Linked DNA regions of Homo sapiens: regions 1 and 3 are each linked to region 2. A link is a contact called in ENCODE Hi-C or POLR2A ChIA-PET data. All regions are on one chromosome and are shown on one strand. The core of a region is the stretch at or near the end of the contact, and the rest is flanking DNA. Distances in the headings are between cores, read along the strand shown.

What was found. A loop is a pair of places that touch in the nucleus more often than their neighbours do. ChIA-PET counts read pairs that join two places held with the same protein, here RNA polymerase II (POLR2A). Pooled maps may share reads with other maps.
Region 1: a pooled map shows a loop between it and region 2 (5-fold over the local background). The contact joins two enhancer-like sites. A Hi-C loop is called at or near these places in 2 of 37 single-sample maps with no recorded cell type and 3 of 50 pooled maps. POLR2A ChIA-PET finds 5 or more read pairs at or near these places in 1 of 52 experiments (activated CD4-positive, alpha-beta T cell).
Region 3: a loop to region 2 is called in a pooled map, with 9 times the contacts of the local background. The contact joins two enhancer-like sites. A Hi-C loop is called at or near these places in 1 of 168 maps with a recorded cell type or tissue (CD8-positive, alpha-beta T cell), 1 of 37 single-sample maps with no recorded cell type and 7 of 50 pooled maps. POLR2A ChIA-PET finds 5 or more read pairs at or near these places in 1 of 52 experiments (BJ).

The regions. Positions count from the first base shown.
Region 1 is chr10:15,139,374-15,142,922 of GRCh38, forward strand. NMT2 (N-myristoyltransferase 2) reads right to left here. Exons shown (of 12, transcript NM_004808.3): 2 at 2,049-2,184. It overlaps LOC107984210 (a long non-coding RNA gene), which reads left to right. Exons shown (of 2, transcript XR_007062067.1): 1 at 1-479; 2 at 1,166-1,756. Among named protein-coding and RNA genes, the nearest start is that of NMT2, 28 kb to the right of the region's middle. Within about 2 kb of position 1,963, at least 2 of the 41 ENCODE cell types and tissues checked have a DNase peak (open chromatin) inside an H3K27ac peak, as active enhancers do.
Region 2 is chr10:14,646,842-14,650,521 of GRCh38, forward strand. The region is part of intron 2 of FAM107B (family with sequence similarity 107 member B); the gene reads right to left. Among named protein-coding and RNA genes, the nearest start is that of FAM107B, 130 kb to the right of the region's middle. RefSeq lists enhancers at 1,151-1,320, 1,824-3,023, 1,851-2,351. Within about 2 kb of position 1,375, at least 28 of the 41 ENCODE cell types and tissues checked have a DNase peak (open chromatin) inside an H3K27ac peak, as active enhancers do.
Region 3 is chr10:15,122,303-15,125,892 of GRCh38, forward strand. All of the region lies in intron 8 of NMT2 (N-myristoyltransferase 2), which reads right to left. Among named protein-coding and RNA genes, the nearest start is that of RPP38, 27 kb to the left of the region's middle. RefSeq lists enhancers at 574-753, 1,660-1,799. Within about 2 kb of position 1,554, at least 4 of the 41 ENCODE cell types and tissues checked have a DNase peak (open chromatin) inside an H3K27ac peak, as active enhancers do.

The sequences.
Region 1 (3,549 bases), core at 713-3,212, 490 kb after region 2:
CACTGCCTGGCTTGGCTCTAGTTTCTCATAAGTGACCAGAGAGAGGGGAAAGGCTCACAGTCACTAGAGGTGGAAGGGATGGGCAGAGACCAATGGTGATGCTGAAAGCAACAGGAGATGTCCACGCTGCAGGTCAGGGATGCCACGTTTATCTGATGAAGCGACATTTAGAAACGGGAAGAGTGTTTTGCAAGCTTATGGTGGTATCCTCTATGAGTTACCTTGGAAAGCTGTATCTAGTGGGTAGCATATTTATTACCCGAGAACCAAGTTGAAAAGCTAGGGAAGAAGATTCCATTTTCTTCTCACCCTGCAGTCAGTCAGGGAAAAATTGGGGCAAGTAATTTTCCTTCTCAGTGATTCCTGGTTCTTTTGTGTAAAACAGGTGACAACATCAAAACTACCTGCAAGTCTCACTTCATGGAACACAACAGAAACTCTGCATAAGAAAAAAGGAAATCCACAAAGCTTGTAGAATGGTAACAACTACTATATATATATATATATATATATATATATATATATATATATATATATGCACTGTTTTAGGATGTAAAAACTCTTCAATAAAAATGCTCCAACTGGAACCTCAAGATCGAACTGCGAGTTAGAGAGAAGAGAAGGAACTGGGCTGAAGGAAGTGCAGTACCCAGGCAAAGGCACACAACTAGTGAGCAAGGGGGCAGAGACCAAGCTCAAGGTCTCAGACATCACCCCTTGAGCTGTTTCCACAATACCACATGCTACTCACATTGATTGACTGATTGATTGATTGACATGGTCTCTGTCGCCAGGCTGCAGTGCAGTGGCGTGATCTTGGCTCACTGCAACCTCCACCTCCCAGGCTCAAGCTATCCTCCCACCTCAGCCTCCCAAGTAGCTAGGACTACAGGTGCATGCCACCGTGCCTAACTAACTTTTTGTATTTTTAGTAGAGACAGGGTTTTGCCATGTTGCCCAGGCTGGTCTTGAACTCCTGGGCTCAAGGGATCCGCCTGCCTTGGCCTCCCAAAGTGCTGGGACTACAGGCATGAGCCATCGTGCCCAGCCTATTCACAATAATTTATTTGTAGGTACGATCATCAAAATCATCTCTATTTTGTAATATTTCTAATTCTACCCCTTTTCTTTCTTTTCTTTCTTTTTCTTTTTTTATTTTTTTCAGCCAGGGTCTCTCACTGTTGTCCAGGATGAAGTGCAGTGGTGTGATCATAACTCACTGCAGCCTTGAACTCCTGGGCTCAATGGATCCTCCCACCTCGGCCTCCCAAAGTGCTGGGACTACAGGCGTGAGCCACCGTGCCTGGCTGGTTCTACCCTTTTCACTGTGAGTTTCTTGCATCAAGAGGGCTTTGTGTTTCCCAGAGGCCCAGCATACAGGGTGCCTGGGGGTTGGCTCCACAGACAGGGATGGCTGCCATCTGTGCCACCAGACACCCACGCAGTACAATCAACCCTCTTCTTGGCCACCATCTGCCAACACGGGGCCCAGCTGGACAACTTCTGGTTTGGTTTAAACTAGGAGAATGTCAGGAACTATTTCCCACCCTTGGCATTAGAATGAAGAACGACCGCTGCAAACTGGTTTAATTCAAAGTCAACGAGAGACTTACCCATGGCTGCTCCCGCTGAAATCTGCTGCCAGATGGTGTTGTGCTATTCAGGTAATTAGACAGACACCCAGAAAAATTACAATGTGAATATCTTCTGAACGAAAAGTAATCAAATATTAAAGTGTAATTTCAAAAAAACCTAACAAGCTCACACTGAGACTTTCTTCTAGAACGACAATCTAAATACAAATTCACTGAGAAAAGGGAAAAACACAGCAGGTATCCACACACACACAAAAGCACAGTGTACCCCTTCGTTATTTGGGTGCCAAAGTCCATTTTAAGGAGGCTGTCAAGAGCTTCCAGTTACTAGTGGCATTCAACACACAGTCACAACAAAGTCCCTACACATCTGATGCAGCAGCGCGCTAAACTGCGTAAACCCACTCATGCACGAGAAACCACACAGAGGAAAAAATAAAACAGAGCTCTCACTTTCGAAGGCTGCTGAATTTTAATCTCCTGGGAATCAGATGCCGAGTCTGACTTGGTGCCTCCGGAATTTGGTTTCTCCTTTTTTCTCTTCTGTTTCTTCTTTTTCTTTTTGGCTCCCAAATACCCTCCAGGACTTCTGCAGGAAATGCAAAGATGGTGAAACCAACCAACAAACAAAAATCATTAAATGAAATTGAATTGCATACAATTAATCATTTCAAAAAACACAGCTGTTACATGCAGTAGAAAATAACTGTGTTAGGATGTAGGTGAGGAATAAAAGGTAGTGGAGTGAAGACGGTAACAGGCAATGCAGAAGAATACCAGCCCCCGCTCAGTCATCCTGCAGGTGCTTAGAAGTCACGAAGCAGGAAGATTGCAGAGATAAACCACATTTTATAACTGAAGTAAAATAGTTTCCACGGTTATCACTACTCTCCTAATCTACGTTTAAGTCAGCTTTCGGGAGGAGAGATACATGATATGAAAAACTCCATTATCAAGATCTCTTGGGTACGACAGAACACTAATCTTGAAGCAACAGAACTAAACAAACCACTTTTTTGCAGAGGAGGAAATGTTCCCTGATAAAGATTTTTACTAGGGGGGCTAACAATGAAAAGCTTTAAGTGTCTAACTACAGAGAGAGACCCTGTCACAAACAATCACAAACAAAACACAAAGTGCTAGTTTTGTTACCTAGCATCTAGGTTATAAAGGAACTTTTCTTTCCACTGGTTATTCATGTTTTAAAGTAATGAACTTTTCCATTTAAAATGGATAATTCCTCTGTGACATCCAAATATGAAAGGCATGTGCAATAGTGAGAGAAACTGTTTAAGAACTAAGCACGCTGTTGGGCACAGTGGCTCATGCCTGTAATCCCAGCACTTTGGGAGGCTGAGGCAGGTGGATAGCTTGAGCCCAGGAGTTCAAGACCAGCCTGGGCAATAAGGGGAAACCCAGCCTCTACCAAAAGGAAAAAAAAAAATTAGCCAGGTACAGTGGCACGCACTTGTAGTCCCAGCTACTCAGGAGGCTGAGGTGGGAAGATAGCTTCAGCCTGGGAGACGGAGGTTGCAGTGAGCCAAGATTGTGCCACTGCACTCTGGCCTGGGCAACAGAGCTGGAGAAAAAGAAAAAAGAACTGAGCACTTGAGCTATAGATTCATATTTCCACTCCAATTCTAAAATAGAAAACAGTGCTTATTTTGGAAGATACATTAAGACTTTGTCAAATGGTACCCTAGTGGTTTAAAAATAGTAAGGTTTTGCCACCTCACAACAAGCAGTTTATTTTCATCAATAGAATCAAATTTGTGCTATCATGATGTTTATATTTAAAATCACCTGGTGGCCAAGGACACTCATCAATATCTGACTAGCAATTGGGATTAAACAAACATATCACAGCCAGGTACATGAGCTAGAAATATGCTGCAGATACGTTCAGTTTTGTATATTCTCTGGTTTGGGAGTAGGACTATTTTAGGCTTTCCTC
Region 2 (3,680 bases), core at 125-2,624:
GGAGTGCAGTGGCACAATCTCTGCTCACTGCAAGCTCCGCCTCCTGGATTCACGCCATTCTCCTGCCTCAGTCTCCCAAGTAGCTGGGACTATAGGCACCCACCACCAGGCCTGGCTAATTTTTTTGTATTTTTAGTAGAGACGGGGTTTCACCGTGTTAGCCAGGATAGTCTTGATCTCCTGACCTCGTGATCCGCCTGCCTCGGCCTCCCAAAGTGCTGGGATTACAAGTGTGAGCCACTGTGCCCGGCTCCATTTTCTCCTCTTTTAAATGGAGAACTTCCTAAGATGGGCCATTCACGTTTTTCCCACAGAAAGTCTTCCACATAGCAGACACTCAATTATAATTACAAATATTTGTTGGTTGAATGAATGAAGGAAAGAAAATATTTTAAAAGGTACAGACAAGAAGAATTCCGGGAGCTGTGAGGCTCAATTTAGTTGTATGCTGTCATTCATCACCACAGTCTTGGCCAGATTTTCAGTGCTACAAATCGATACTAACCAACTGGTAGGCAGAGACGTATAACCATCTCCTATAAAATTGCTAATTCAGTCTGGGTGCAGTGGCTCAGGCCTGTAGTCCCAGCACTTTGGGAGGCCAAGGTGGGTGGATCACTTGAGGTCAGGAGTTTGAAGCCAGCCTGACCAACTTGGTGAAACCCCGTCTCTACTAAAAAAAGTACAAAAAAATTAGCCAGGCATGGTGGTGGGTGACTGTAGTCCCAGCTACTCGGGAGGCTGAGGCAGGAGGAATCACTTGAACCTGGGAGGCGGAGGTTGCAGAGGAGCCAAGATCGTGCCATTGCACTCCAACCTGGGTGACAAAGTTAGACTCCATCTCAAAAAAAAAAAAAAAAAAAGATTGCTAATTCAAACAGTAATATGGATTGCTGTTTGAAAATGAAACAAGGCATTTGCAGTCAACAATTCTGGACTCATCTCAGAGTTATATGCCATGGTCTGTACCAATGACCAATGCTCTCAGTAAGGGCTGTCTCCAGATGCCAAGGCAATGCGGTAAACACCCTCTAATATTGCCCCAACCAACTCATATATTCAAATATGTATTGAGATGCTGACACAGTTAAGGAAGGCAGAATTTGTTAAGTCTTCTGCGGAGAAACTGAAAAAATGGAGTGAGAATCCATTTTTAGCGGAAAAAAAAAAAGGCGATATAAAACATTTTCTTAAGAGGTTTAGCATATTTGAAAAGACGTGCCAAAAAAAAAAAGTATTCTTTTACTAATTCAATTAAAATGATCTCAGTCACTTCGGTATTTTCCATTTCTGGTCAAAATCTAGACAACAAAGAAGGAAGTGTCATCTGAGGTAATTATGGTCTAACCAGGAGCAAAATAGGCCCCAGGCCTCACAAGGAAGCTTGACTGAAAGAGGAACTTTGACTTAGTAAAACCGAACTGCTGGGGTCGAACTGACCAGCCCTAATTTGGAGCAGGTGCAATCACTCTGGCCATTTGCTGACAGGCAGCATGAACGAGGGGAAACAAAAAGCCCGGAGAAGTACTGAGTGCTAAGAGGCTTTCAGAGGCGCCTGTTGCTAGGGAACCACTTCCTCTGTGTTCATACCCAGCGAACTCAAGCTATTCAGATATCACTGGAATAATCTCTCTCAGGCTCCGAGGGGAAAAGAAACAGCTCTCAAAGCTCAGACGTCATGGTAACACTGGGAAAAGCCCAGCTTTTCCAGCAGACACCGAAGAGCCAATGATACCAGGAGAAAACCAGAAGTGAATGGGCATCTTGTGTTTTATTGAGACACAGAGGACAGGCACCTTCTGCCTGACCCCACCCAGGTGCGTCGGTGGCAAACAGTGACACACCCACAACCCACATGTAATTTTACTATCAGTTCTTTGAGAATGAGATACTGTTCTCTTCATCTTCAGAACCCACGTCATCTAGCCCAGTACTTTCCACACCATTCTCCAAGTTGGTTTAATTCAAGTTCTTCATTCCATAAATATTTATCGAGGACTTGGTTCTATGTGCACTGCATGGATGCTATGATAGAGATTAAAAAAGACACAGAGACAATTCCCCTAAAGAAGCTTCCTGGTCTTAGAAACACAAACGAGGATGAGGTTTGTCTACAAATAATGGTAACACAATGGCAGTATAAACAACATGGTAGGTTTCATTCGTAAGCCAAATATAAAATTCTAAGCCCCACAACCAGCTGAATGGACCTCTCCTCTTGGCCAAGGGCATTCTAAAATAAGCACACCAGTTCAGGCCATGATGGGAATGCATGATCAGACATGCCTCAGTTTATATTGCTCCCTTTGGAATTCAGGCACTGCTGACTAACATTAGCATTAAAACAGAGACCATAAGACTGACAAAACAGACTCTGCGTAGCAATAAGATAACCACATGACAGACAGCAGGACCTGAAAGAAATCAAGATATTTTATCCCAAAATACATTTCTTTGACACATTTTGAAATGGCACTGCAAAGCTGTCTCTTGTGGGGAAAACCTATGTTTTATAGAGAATTCCCTTTCCTTTCCAGGTCTTTTTTCTGATCTAGGAGAGAATTAACTAAGAGTCTGGCACCTTTTAAAGTCTGTTAAGAAACATTTACCATCTAGTCTCTCTGAAGCCTGCTATCTGGAGGCTTCATCTACATAATAAGAACCTTAGTCTCCACAACTTCTTATCTTAACCCAGACACTCCCTTCTATTGATTCCACATCTTTAGATAATCACTTAACACTTTCAAGCACTTGCCAATCAGAAAATCTTTGAATCCACCTGTGACCTGGACACCCCCCACTTCGAGTTGTCCCACCTTTTCCAGACTGAACCAATGTACATCTTACCTGTATTAATTTATGTCTTATGTTTCCTTAAAGTGTATAAAACCAAGCTGTAGTCTGACCACCTGGGCACATGTTCTTAGGATCTCCTGGGGCTGTGTCACAGGCCATGGTCACTCATATTTGGCTCGGAATACATCTCTTCAAATTTTTTATAGAGTTTGACTCTTTTCATTGGCACATTGTTTGACCATTACACATAATAAGGGCCAGTGGGCACTCAGTGCAGAGTTAGTATTGCTGCTCTTCAGTCATCAGAGATGCAGGCATGTCCTGTGCGTTTCCTCCAGTATCCTTAACACATGGTTTCATCTCTTGGGTCAACACCTGGTCCGAGGTGGCTGCCATAGTATCCTGTCAATGTCCCAGATAGGAAGAAGGAGGAAGGACGTGCTCCCTGGAGGAAGCTTTCCAGAAGCCCCACTTTTGTCAATGCTACATTTGAGGTCTTCCTAGCAAAAGCATGAAAGCCTCTTCACCTGCATTATTGTTTTGGGTTGTAAAATCAGTCTTATTCGCATACAGTTTTTTTTTTTCATTAGGAAGGTTATATAAGCTCATTACAGAAAATTTGGAAAATAAACGAATTCATTCTTAACTCTGATTTTTTTTTTCTTTTGCCATTGAGATGGAGTCTTGCTCTGTCACCCAGGCTGGAGTGCAGGAGTGCAGTGGCATGATGATCTGCCTCCCAGCTTCAAGCAATTCTCCCACCTCAGCTTCCCTAGTAGCTGGGATTACAGGTACCCACCACCATGCCTGGCTCATTTTTGTATTTTAAGTAGAGATGGGGTTTCACCATGTTGGCCAGGCTGGTCTCGAACTCCCGACCTGAG
Region 3 (3,590 bases), core at 304-2,803, 480 kb after region 2:
TTCTGGAGCACAATTCTCATTCATTGAATATCCAACTGTGAAACCACTAAAGGAACTGCCCAGCAGATCGCCTTAAAGCAGCAGTTCTCAAATATTTTGGTCTTGGGACCCTTTTACACTCTTTTTTTTTTTTGAGATGGAGTCTTACTCTGTCGCCCAGGCTGGAGTGCAGTGGTGTGATCTCAGCTCACTGCAACCTCTGCTTCCCGGGTTCAAGTGATTTGATCCTGCCTCAGCTTCCCAAGTAGCTAGGATTACAAGCACGTGCCACCACGCCCAGCTAATTTTTTGTATTTTTAGTAGAGATGCAGTTTTATCGTACTAGCCAGGATGGTCTCGATCTCCTGACCTTGTGATCTGCCCACCTCGGTCTCCCAAAGTGCTGGGATTACAGGCATGGGCCACTGCACCTGGCCTACGCTGTTAATAATGATTGAGTACCTCCAAAGAGCTTTGCTTATGTGGGTTATGCATATCCACACTTATCGCATTAGAAATCAAAACTGAGAACATTTTTAAACAAAAGACTACAGAAATACACATGCCACATGGCCTCTGGAAGACTTCACAGTATACTCAGACGAGAATGAAAGTGAAAAAATTACATACTAGTGTTATTATGAAAATAGTTAAAAAAAAAAAATGACTGCATAGATTCAAAGATCTTGGGGGACTTCCAGAGGTCCCTGGGCCACACTTTGAGAACTGCTATCTTAGGTCTCTAAAGGTTAGAAAAATAAGTAGCAGAATTTAGACAAGCAATATGTTGCCTAAATTCAGGTAAAAAGTATCATAAGTTTGGCAACTTATAAGCATTTTGAACAAATTTTTATAGAAGCATTAAAGCATAAGAGCACACCAGGATGTACCAGCTATAAAAAACAGAAAGTCCTAGAAAACAGGGTAAGAATATTTACATTTGCTGACTAATAGCTAAAATAATCTGTGTAAGAATGAAATACTGCCAGGCACGGTGGCTCACACCTGTAATCTCAGCACTTTGGGAGGCTGAGGCAGGCGGATCACAAGGTCAAGAGATCGAGACCATCCTGGCCAACATGGACTAAAATACAAAAATTAGCTGGGTGTGGTGGCACGTGGCTGTAGTCCCAGCTACTCAGGAGGCTGAGGCAGGAGAATTGCTTGCATCCAGGAGGCGGGGGTTGCAGTGAGCCAAGATCGCATCACTGCACTCCAGCCTGGCGACAAAGCGAGACTTCGTCTCACAGAAAAAAAAAAAAAAAAAAAAAAAAGAAATAACTTTTGAAAAGCAAAACAAACACTCAAATTATAACTATTGTCCTCAGAAAGAACCAGGAAGGCTATTGGGCTTACATTAAAATGGCTAGCTTCCGTATAATGGAATAGTGAAGCGGTCATGTTTTCTGAGAGTTCAATAAAATGCAGAGAATCATTTCCAGTAAATAAGAAAAATCTCAGTTTCATAAGCAAACTCTGTATCTGAATCAGATATCCTTTCCCATGGCCCAACTAATATGCATGATTCATGGGCCTCTACGTAGATTGAAATCTGTGTAAAATCTGCTTATAAGTACATAAGGAAATGAAGCTCAGAGCTCTATTAAAAAACAGTAGTGTTGTTATCTGTCAAGTTGTGGTACAAACCGTTTGAGAGCCAAGATTCCAGAGAAGAGATGTAAGCAATGATTATGGTTATTTATATGATTCAAAAAGGAGCAAACAGAATGCTAACCACTAAAAAAACCATCTAATGCCACTAAATATAGAACACCTTATATGCCTCGACATGTCTAAGCAAGCACACCCTCCTTGCAGCACAGTGCTAAGACCTTAGTGGATCATTCTCTGACTTCTGCTTTTTATCAACATCAAATTACCTTTCAGCTCATTGACACAGATGCGCAAAATCGAACTTGGAAATACTCAACACCAGATCAAAAAAACAAAACAAAATAAAATCTCCCCAAACACTGAAAGGGTAGGGAGGCATCGTAAGGCGTGTTTCTTGGGGAAACCTTAGTATTTTAGGTAACAGTTGTGAATGGCGCAGGCCCTGCGACAGCTCTGCTTCTGGCCAGCAGACTCTGAGCAAGTCAATCTGTGTTCTCATGGCCCCTTCTGTGCTATGGGGATAAGGACCCATCCTCCTGTGGCTGTTGTGATTAGTAAATGAGACTACGGCTGTTAAATGTCGAGCATAACGCCGGCCACAATAAATGTTAGCTCCTATATTCAAAAGTCCATGAAAAAGACAGAAAGCTGGCACTCCTACAAGCAAAAAGAGTAACAATGAAGCAGAAAATGAGATTGATCTATACAGCAAAAGCTGTATTCCATAAGTTTGCTTTTACGCTGAATGGTACAAAAATGTTCTTAAATAACTTGACTGCTAGCAGTGGTATCACCCATCTGGGCCCATAGGAGAGGAAGGGGCATCCGGTGTATGCAGTTCTGTCCAGTTTAACTCAAGAGGCAGACACCCAAGGGACTGCTGCCAGCACCTTCCAATTTCATAATATCTGTACTTTAATCTCTCTTTTATTCTATTAATTTACTCTTTATTTTCCTTTCCTTTCCTATGACTTAAAAGGGGGAAAGGAGACTGGGGCAAGCCAATGAGAACTGTTTGCATCTTGACAATCGTCCTTTTCTGCCTTGATTTATGCTGTACTCACAGTGAGACATTCAGTGGGGCTGAGCCATGGTGTCCCCATAGTGGGTAATGTTAGAGGGGATGGCAGAGGCAGAGGGAGCTAACAGGGAAACATGGAGGTCTGGGGCCTGCATCCCAAGCCCTCCACTTGGTGATATTAACACATCCTCGCCTAAGTGCCAACTGTCACATACCTCAGTTTCTTCATCTGTAAAATGGGGATAAGAAGTACTAACTTCAAAAGGTTGCTGTGAGAATAAATTGAATAATGTATTTGAAAGCACTTCATAACCTTCAATTTATGGGTGGGGGAAAGGCAGTCACTATCACAGCACGACTGGAACAGGACTGCTACCAGGAACCCAGGTTCACTGGAAGTAAGATGCCACAGTCTGGTTTCATAATACACGCCTATACCCAGGAGAAGATTGACTCTTGTACAAAAATATTAAGGCTGATGAATGGAGTCAAGTCAAAAATAGCTTTAGCACTTTAAGAAAATCATTGTGAGTAAACCAATGGTATGTGCTAAAACTCCTTATTCTTCACTCCATTGTAGGCAACCTACATGTAAGTGTGTCTTTTCCTTGTACATAAGCTAGGCTGCTTGAGGTTCAAGAAACTGAAATTTGGAGAGACCAAAGTGGAACAGCATTTGCCCATAGTGAAAAAAAGAGGCATTTTTGAAGTTTGTATGTATGTATGTATGTATGTACGTATGTATTTAGTTATTTATTTAGTTATTTATGAGATGGAGTCTCGCTCTGTGGCCAGGCTGGAGTGCAATGGCGTGATCTCAGCTCACTGCAACCTGTGCCTCCTAGGTTCAAGCGATTCTCCTGCCTCAGCCTCCCTAGTAGCTGGGACTACAGCCATGTGCCACCATCCACAGCTAATTTTTTAATTTTTAGTAGAGATGGGGTTTCACCATGTTGGCCAGGGTGGCCTCGATCTC